3 separate regions of the Mus musculus genome follow, and all the other regions are linked to region 1. The links are chromatin loops, found by intact Hi-C in ENCODE. Cell type or tissue: heart. All regions are shown on one strand.

The links. Peaks named below come from ENCODE experiments on the same cell type or tissue, not always from the same donor. Only the 100,000 strongest peaks of a DNase experiment are listed, where the experiment ranks them.
Region 2: a loop joins it to region 1, with 2.7 times the contacts of the local background. A loop is called at or near these places in 3 of 42 quality-filtered maps.
Region 3: it touches region 1 in a loop (3-fold over the local background); 2 of 42 quality-filtered maps call a loop at or near these places.

The regions. Positions count from the first base shown.
Region 1 is chr11:23,497,043-23,499,542 of GRCm38, forward strand. It overlaps Ahsa2 (AHA1, activator of heat shock protein ATPase 2), which reads right to left and starts at 997. Exons shown (of 9, transcript NM_172391.4): 1 at 733-997. The coding sequence starts at 812. It overlaps 1700030C12Rik (RIKEN cDNA 1700030C12 gene), which reads left to right and starts at 719. Exons shown (of 3, transcript NR_166706.1): 1 at 719-869; 2 at 1,420-1,543; 3 at 2,344-2,500. In heart, no CTCF peak of the experiment used is centred here; a DNase peak (open chromatin) is centred at 1,049; H3K4me3 peaks cover 1,826 bases; H3K27ac peaks cover 1,763 bases.
Region 2 is chr11:23,894,003-23,896,502 of GRCm38, forward strand. It overlaps Papolg (poly(A) polymerase gamma), which reads right to left and starts at 1,268. Exons shown (of 22, transcript NM_172555.2): 1 at 1,020-1,268. The coding sequence starts at 1,036. Gm12061 (a long non-coding RNA gene) reads left to right here and starts at 250. Exons shown (of 4, transcript XR_872317.3): 1 at 250-443; 2 at 761-858. In heart, no CTCF peak of the experiment used is centred here; a DNase peak (open chromatin) is centred at 1,289; H3K4me3 peaks cover 1,736 bases; H3K27ac peaks cover 946 bases.
Region 3 is chr11:23,664,540-23,667,039 of GRCm38, forward strand. It overlaps Pex13 (peroxisomal biogenesis factor 13), which reads right to left and starts at 1,344. Exons shown (of 4, transcript NM_023651.5): 1 at 1,208-1,344. The coding sequence starts at 1,305. It overlaps Pus10 (pseudouridylate synthase 10), which reads left to right and starts at 1,453. Exons shown (of 18, transcript NM_028304.3): 1 at 1,453-1,914. In heart, no CTCF peak of the experiment used is centred here; a DNase peak (open chromatin) is centred at 1,412; H3K4me3 peaks cover 2,426 bases; H3K27ac peaks cover 1,887 bases.

The DNA.
Region 1 (2,500 bases):
GTTGCTCAGTTTCTTAAGACACTATTATTCACCATATAATAATGGGTAATCTTAAAAACAATGGCCCCGGGGAAAAGGGTCCAGCAATCTCCACCCCAGGAAATGGATTGGCTAAGCTGCGGCCACCTGTAACGGTGGTAGTCATTTAAATAGCCTTAACCACAATATCAGTTATCTGGCATTTCCATATTTATCTTATGCATTCTCTCTAATGTTCTCATCTAAGGGGACAAAGAGCAGCCTGAGACGTCAGTGTCCTAATCATAGAATCCAGCCTAGAACATAATTCTTTCAGGACAGCTAAGTCATCTTATGGTGCAGTCTGGGCTCTGCTTCCCTCAGCTTTCCCCAATGCCCGCCAAAGAGGCAGACATCTCCCGGTATTCCTGAGACACAAAGGGGGGCAGATAACTAGTGCAAACTGAGACAAAGCAAAGAAAGTGAGATCCAAGTCCCTGCCTTCCTACTGCACACGGACACAGCACCGTCGGCGCACGCACGCGCACTACGCATCTCAAGGCCGAGGATGGCTGGGTGAGGGGCGACCGAGGCACAGCTGTCCGGTAGGGTGAGACAGAAGTCCCTTCTGGAGCTCGCCCAACTTCAGGAGGAGCCTGAAGCCGTAGGACCAGCGCAGTTAGGAACCGTCTCCCGCCACGGGCAGCCGTGCTGCGGCGCCGCGCGGCCCTCCCAGGAGCCCGCCCGCCTGCTCGCGCCCGGGGCCCACCGCACCAGTGCCAGTTGTTCACGTTGGTCCCGTCCTCCCGCTCCTCCACGATCCAGCGCGGGTCCCCCTGGCCCCACTTGGCCATGGCGGCGCTGACGACGACGGCCCTGGTAGCGGGAGCGCGCGGGTTTCCGGCCAGAAGGTCTGTGAGCCGATCGCCCGCAGCTCCCAGAAAGTGCCAGAAGTCCCCGCCCCGGGCCGCCCCGGCCACAGCCTGCCCCGCCCCCCGCTGTCCGCTCCCCGCAGCCAGCTCCACCCCACATCGACTCTGCCCCAAGCCCGGTTACGCCCCCAATATGCCACACCTCTGGGCGCCGCCCTCTGCAGGCTTCTCCCCCACCCCACCCCCGACTTCGCCCCGCCTCTCTGCCCTAAGACCCCGCCCTATGCCTCCTGGCGCTGTCTTCTGCTAGGCTCCTCCCCGACTTCGCCCCGCCCCCCGGTCCTAAGGCTCCGCCCTGGCCCTAGCCCTCCGCTTTGTAACCCCTGGTTCGCCTTGTTCTTGCCGCTGGCTCCTGCTGCCCAGCGAGGCTTCTGGCCAGGGCTTTCTACGAACGACCGAGACTCCGCCCAGGGCTCGTACCAGAGCGGGTTGTCCATTTTCTGAGGCCCTTGGGATGGGAGCTGCGCAGGTCCCTAAGCAGAGGCCCGCGAGGGTTTACTGAAAGAATGCTTTTTTTTTTTCCATGCAGTGATCCTCTAGAGACAAAAGATCGTGCTTGCAAGTGCCTGGGATTGTGGATACAGTTACAATAAGGGTTTATTAATTCTTTCCATCGTTTTTCACCTTCTAGCAAAAACTGAAGCCACCATCTGGAAAGTGTTTCTTAGGAGATTATTTTAACAAATAAAATAGGTAGTTCAATGGGAGATGGGGAAGGACCTGGCTGCTCTGTGCACTTGCCATTCAGTGGTCTGCTTATCAGCAAAACAAGCTGAAAGGGCTATGGTGTTTATTGGAGCTATTGCATTTCGATGTGTTCTTCGAGAAGTTACATCATTCAAACTGCTGAAGCAATGCTGTGACCCCCCCCCCCAAATCAAACGGCATTGTTAGTTCAACTGATCATACCAAAGGCACAGCTGACAGAAGGCAAGACTCTAGCGATGATTGGCGTGTACTTTGTGTGCCTACTTTTCATCCAGTTCTTCTGTTTGCTCCTGATAAAACATTTCATGATAAGATTTAGATATGTTCATTTGAACCTGACAGAAAATAAGACTTCTGAGGGTAGAAGCTGCTACAATCACTAAAATGTATAAATACCAAAATATACAAGAACTACTCCCAGTAGAAATAAATTTACTGGAATGTAACTCGATTGTGAGTCTAGGAGACCAATGGACCCTGAAGCACTCTTCAGATCTGCGATTTAAAAATGACCTCCAATAAGACATTGCAAAAATGGGAAAGAAACAATGGAAAAAGTAAAAGAGTGGGGAAGGTGGCCCCGAAAGAAACTGTCCTAGAAAAAGTACTGGGTCAATAGCTAGTGAACAAAACCATGGTGTTCCCACACCCCCTGGGGGGGGCATTTATAGACCATAACAATAATTGAGACATTTAAGCAATTTCAGATGTCCAAAGTTAATTGAAGCTTTCTTTAATTTTCAAGAAATGATAAAACAATGGAAAAAGAAAATCCTTGCCTGGCAGTGAGTCTGAAGACAGCTGATCAAAGGGGAAGAAGTCCAGCCACAGATGGAAGAGAGATGACCTGGACAGTGGGCTGCAGTGGGAAGGAAGCCATGATTTCAGGACATGAAAAGTGG
Region 2 (2,500 bases), 400 kb after region 1:
TTATAAACGGAATACATTAGTTAATAAAAAATAACTAATAATGAAAATATTAACATAGCAAAAGGTCAGAGAGATCATGTTCTAAAGAACCAGTCTACAGAGTAGTAACTGATAATAAATACCCTATAAACAGTTTAAAACAGGTACACAGTTTTTATGGATACAGGGATAGGTACTATCAACATTAAAAATGCAGTAACAAGAAACACCAAACTCAGTGCTCTGGGGCCTTGGAAGAGCGTCGTGAATGCAATCAGAGAAAGGATAGGCGAGTCTTCAGATGTATTGGAATGCTCGACTTCTTTTCAAGAAAGAAAGGTTAAAGAGCTAAGAACACACCCCATGTTAGTCTTAGGGAAAAATGGGTGGTGGCTACACAAATGGTGTTTTGTATTTCTGTGCATTTTTCTGTACGTTGAAATTATTTCCGGATAAAGTGAAAGGTAAGAAATTCTAATAAATTCTTGACAAGTACAGAAACTGCTTCCGACTTATCAAAGTGTGAGCAGGGGATAGATACAGCCCGGTAGATATTGTGGGTCGGTGGGAAGGAACGGGGTAGAGGGTTTAGCCTTTCTCATGGAGCAACCGCAAACCTAGGGGCTCCGCTAGGTCAGTCCCTCTCCGAAAGACCTGAAAGATAGCGGGTCCGGCCGGGAGGAGGGGAGGCAGGGGGATGGTATTTGCGCCAATGCAGACAGAATAGACGGGCTCAGACACGGCTGGGGCAGGAGAGTGACCGACCGTTTTTTCTCCTCAGCCACACGCGCCTTTCCCCCTCATCCTGGTCTGGGGGCGTCCTCAGAGGCGGGCGGCGGGGGGCTGACGGCGACTCCCGAATCCCCGCCGGGCGGCCAGGTGAGTCCCGGGTAGGGGAGATGCCCTTGCGGAGTGGAGGGCAGCGGAAAGCAGAGGTCCCGGCCGGCTGCGCAGGGTGCCAGGCGCAGGGGCTGGAAGCCGGGGCTGCCCACCTCAGCGCACCTCTCTCCACCTCGCCCTCAACCGCCGCCCCCACTTACGCAGACATCTCTTTCATCGCTTCCTGCGTCTCTCTCCAGCGAGTGTCTTTCGCTTTGGGGTCCTGTTCTTGCCCTCTCTTCCTTCCTCTGTCCAATTCCCTTCGCTCGCTTGTAGCTCGCTCACTTCCCCACTCTCTACAGCCGAGGCATTCAACCGAGTAGTGAAAACACCACAAAACCGGCTCTATTTATGACAATACAGCGCGGCCACCGCCAATATGGCGCTACTTCCCAGGCTGCCTCTCGCCTTCCGCGGCTCCGCCCTGCAGCCCTGGGCCCGCCCTCGGGCACACCCCCACCCAGCCTTGAGTTCCCGGGACCCGCCCACCTCAGCGGACTTGCAGCAAAAGCATCTGTCAGAGTGTCAGGTCTCCCTGGTCTGTGGGATTGTCAATTCAGGCAAACCTCTGGGAAGGTTATTTGTCAATTTCCCCTTGTTTCTGCAATAAAAGCATCTAGAAAAAAAACCACCGCTTTCCCTAACACCATTTTAACTCTTCCGTTATCCCACATCTTAAAGTCATAGACTTAATAAGTACACATTGAGAAGATTTTTGTCACCGAGGGTCACACCCAAGAAGGTGCGACTTTAACACAACCAATCCAGGGAAGAAAGCTTATAAATAAATCAGCTTAACTTGTATTCTTTTCCCTCGGAGTACCACCTCCAAGTCCCAATTTATGACTTTGTGGCATTTAGCTGAGATGTTGAACATAATTGCTACTAGTTAGCCGTAAGATAAACCCAAGGATTTCCACCGCTCTGCCCCCAAACCTCACATTTTCAAATAGTGAAAATCATGTTCTGTGTGATTATGACGGTGAAAATGAGGGAGAAAATGACCAATGTTTAAATGTTAAAGGATAAAAGTAATTTCAAACCCTGTCTTTTTCTCCCAAGAGTCAAGCACGGTTGTTTGGGGAATGAGACTCAGTCACGGGAAAGGAGGTTACTTTCTGAATTATTCATTTATTCACTCAAAGTATTTATTGAAAATCTGGTCTGTCAGTTTGTTTATGCTCCATGTTTGATGCATAAAAGCAGGTCTGTGGTTTGACCTGAGCAAGTTCAGAGTTTTCCCATCAAAAGGTGGAGAAAAACTTCAAATATGAGTGATATTCTGCTGCTGCAGAAGTATGTATTACACACTGTAGGAACTAGATTCGTATCCTCAAGAGTTTATTGCGAGTGGATGAGAAAATATATATATACACTATTTAAATACAGATGGGGTCCAGTTGTCATTGGGGGACCAAAAGAGGACCATCTAAACATGGAGGAAAGTCACTAATAGCTTCCTAAAAGAGAGGATTCTGTATATTAGCAGGATTTGGGAGTACAGATTTTGGTAGGTTATGAGAAGACAAAATGGAGCTCAGGAGGTCGCTAGACTGGGATTTGATTCGAAGCAGACCCACCTTTGTTATTTGCTAGCTTTGTGACTTCTAGAACTTTAAAATAAAGTTTACGTTAACCTTGA
Region 3 (2,500 bases), 170 kb after region 1:
TCATTAAAAAACTGATATAAAGACAAAAGTATAATTTAAAAAAGGAATCCAATATCACATAGGAACATAAATCTTAAAATAATACAGAATCCAGGACAGTATATTAAAAAAAGGAAGCTAAGTAGGTTCATTTAAAAATGCAAGATAAGTTCAACATTAATGGAATAACCCATAATTGCATACCATTAGTAAAACAAATATAAACAGGTACAGAAAACAATCATAAAATTTAAGGCACATACAACAAAACAACAACAAACCCAGAAGGCTAAGTAATGTTCAGAGAAGTTTAACGGGATAGCAAAGAACACACTTAGAAACATTCTAATGAAAGTATCACCAATAAGTGTTGCTTTAACACGAAAAATACAGCTTATCACTCTAATTGTATCTATTAGTTACTGTGCCCAAGTGTTTTAGTACTTTTAAAAGAGCACCAGATTTTCCAATAAGAGAAAAGTACTCCAACGTACAGAGATTTTTACGCGCCAGGAAAACGTACAAACTTGCTCTGAAATCATGTCGCCTGGATTAAGGTATCTATTTATCCAAAGAAAACACAGGTTCCTGAAACTCTAATTCTGTTTTAAATTTTTAAAAGTTGCAGACCCATTTGTTACTGATTTAAATCAAAGCAAATAAAAACTTTATAGGCCTTAGACGACAGTCACACACACAATTTTGTACACAAAGGCTACCCACAGACCTCGAATTCCTGTCTTAGAATTCTTTCAACCCTCAACCTAAACGTTAAGTTATGCTAGAAAAGAAAGCCAAGGGTAAGAGCTTGGATTCCATGTTGCGTAAACGTGACCTTTGGGTCGTTCAACCAACTTCTGGAGAGGCTGTAAAGCTTTTCCATGACTTTTGCTCTCTATCCTTGTCCTGGCTGGGCCAACGTCGCGCTCGGCAGCAGACCCAAGCTCGTCGCTTTGAAGCGGGTCAGGCTGTCCCGCCCCCCCATGTCCCGCAAAAGCGAAAAGGCAGGGAAGCGCCGCTTTTCTTTCTAGCTCCTGCATCCGTGGGGCCGGCGGGGCGCCCGGGGGAAGAACGGGCGGTCGTACAGCCAGCAGACTCCAGACCCGCTCTGCACTCGCCCCGGGCCGGCAGCGGGAAGCGACGCCTCCCCCCAATAACGGCTTCAACCGCCTCCTGCCAAGTCCCCGCTCTGGCCTCCAAAGTCGCGGCCCAAACACCTCACACTCACTGGTAAGTGGGGCCGGGGCCGGAGCCCGGCCCGGGGCCGGCCCCGGGAATTCTGCGAGACTCCCAGGGTTTGGGGGGCGGCGGCGGCTGGGAGGCCATCTCTCCGCCAGCTCCGCTCCGGCTCAGGGAAGCGACTGCGACGGCTGGGTGAAGGAGCGCCTCGCTTGCCAGGCACGACAGGCAGAACACCGAGCCCTCCGCCCCGCCCACGCCTGACGTCAGGCCAAGGCGTGTGGTCAGGCGAAGCTGGAGGAAGGAGGAAGGGAACAGCTAATTTGCTGGGGTGTGGGAGGGGGTCGGGAGTCGGGAGAGCGGGACGTCCCTCTTTCTTTTCCCTAGTCTGGGTTTCAAATTTGAGTAGGGGCTCATCGACGTTTCTGGCAGCAGCTACTACGACCTAGGTGCCGAGTCCGTCGGAGGCTCCTTTGCCGGCCGACCCTTTAAGGCTAGCAGTAAAGCCCCTCGCAGTCTTTCGTTCGTAGAGCTAGGGGGAGTGCAGGCTGCCAGGCGGACAGCCTTACAGGTCACCGTGTAAGACGAGGGGGTTCCTGCATTCCTCTCGTGAGGGGCCTGGTACTTTCGTTGTAAAGCTCTGGTTTTCTTGGGGAACACAACGGCTGAGCGCAGTAGGTGCGCTGTCTTTACTCTTCCCCGTTCCCACCCAGGGCCGAAAAGGGTTAAGACTCGGCTGCGGCATCTTGGGAGAAGGTAAGGCCTAGGAAGTACGAGGTGAGGGGTTAGGGACTGGGTGTCGAAGAGGCGTAGCTGCAGTCCCTTTTGTTTGTTAGTCAGGTGGAGTGAGTGGTAAGTTTCTAGAACCTCAGCACATAGAGTTAAGGGCTTGTTTGGCCAGAACAGAGCTTTCCCCTTACCTTTCCCCTACTCCCATGCCAGAGGACGAACTATGCCTGTGCAGGAGGAAATGCATTAAAAAAGATCTTATGGTGTGAAACTCAAGACTGTTTCAGCTACCCCCCTCTCCCCCGCTGGCTTTGATTCTCTATTTAGCCTAGGTTAGCTTTGAACTCATGGAGATCTTCTTGTTTCTTGTGTACTGAAATTATAAGCGTGAGCGCTTACACCTGGCAAGAAGATGCATTTTTACATAATTATTTCCAACTCCTCATAGACTCTTTACTTAACATTAAATTAATAGGTTAAGTGAACTGATAGACGGGATTATGAAACTGAAATAAATACTTGGCCACATGGAGTTTCTTGATTTTTTTTTCTTTAATAGAGTATATTCCCATATTGTAAGTACTTCCTTGAAAGGTTTACACAGGCAACCCTG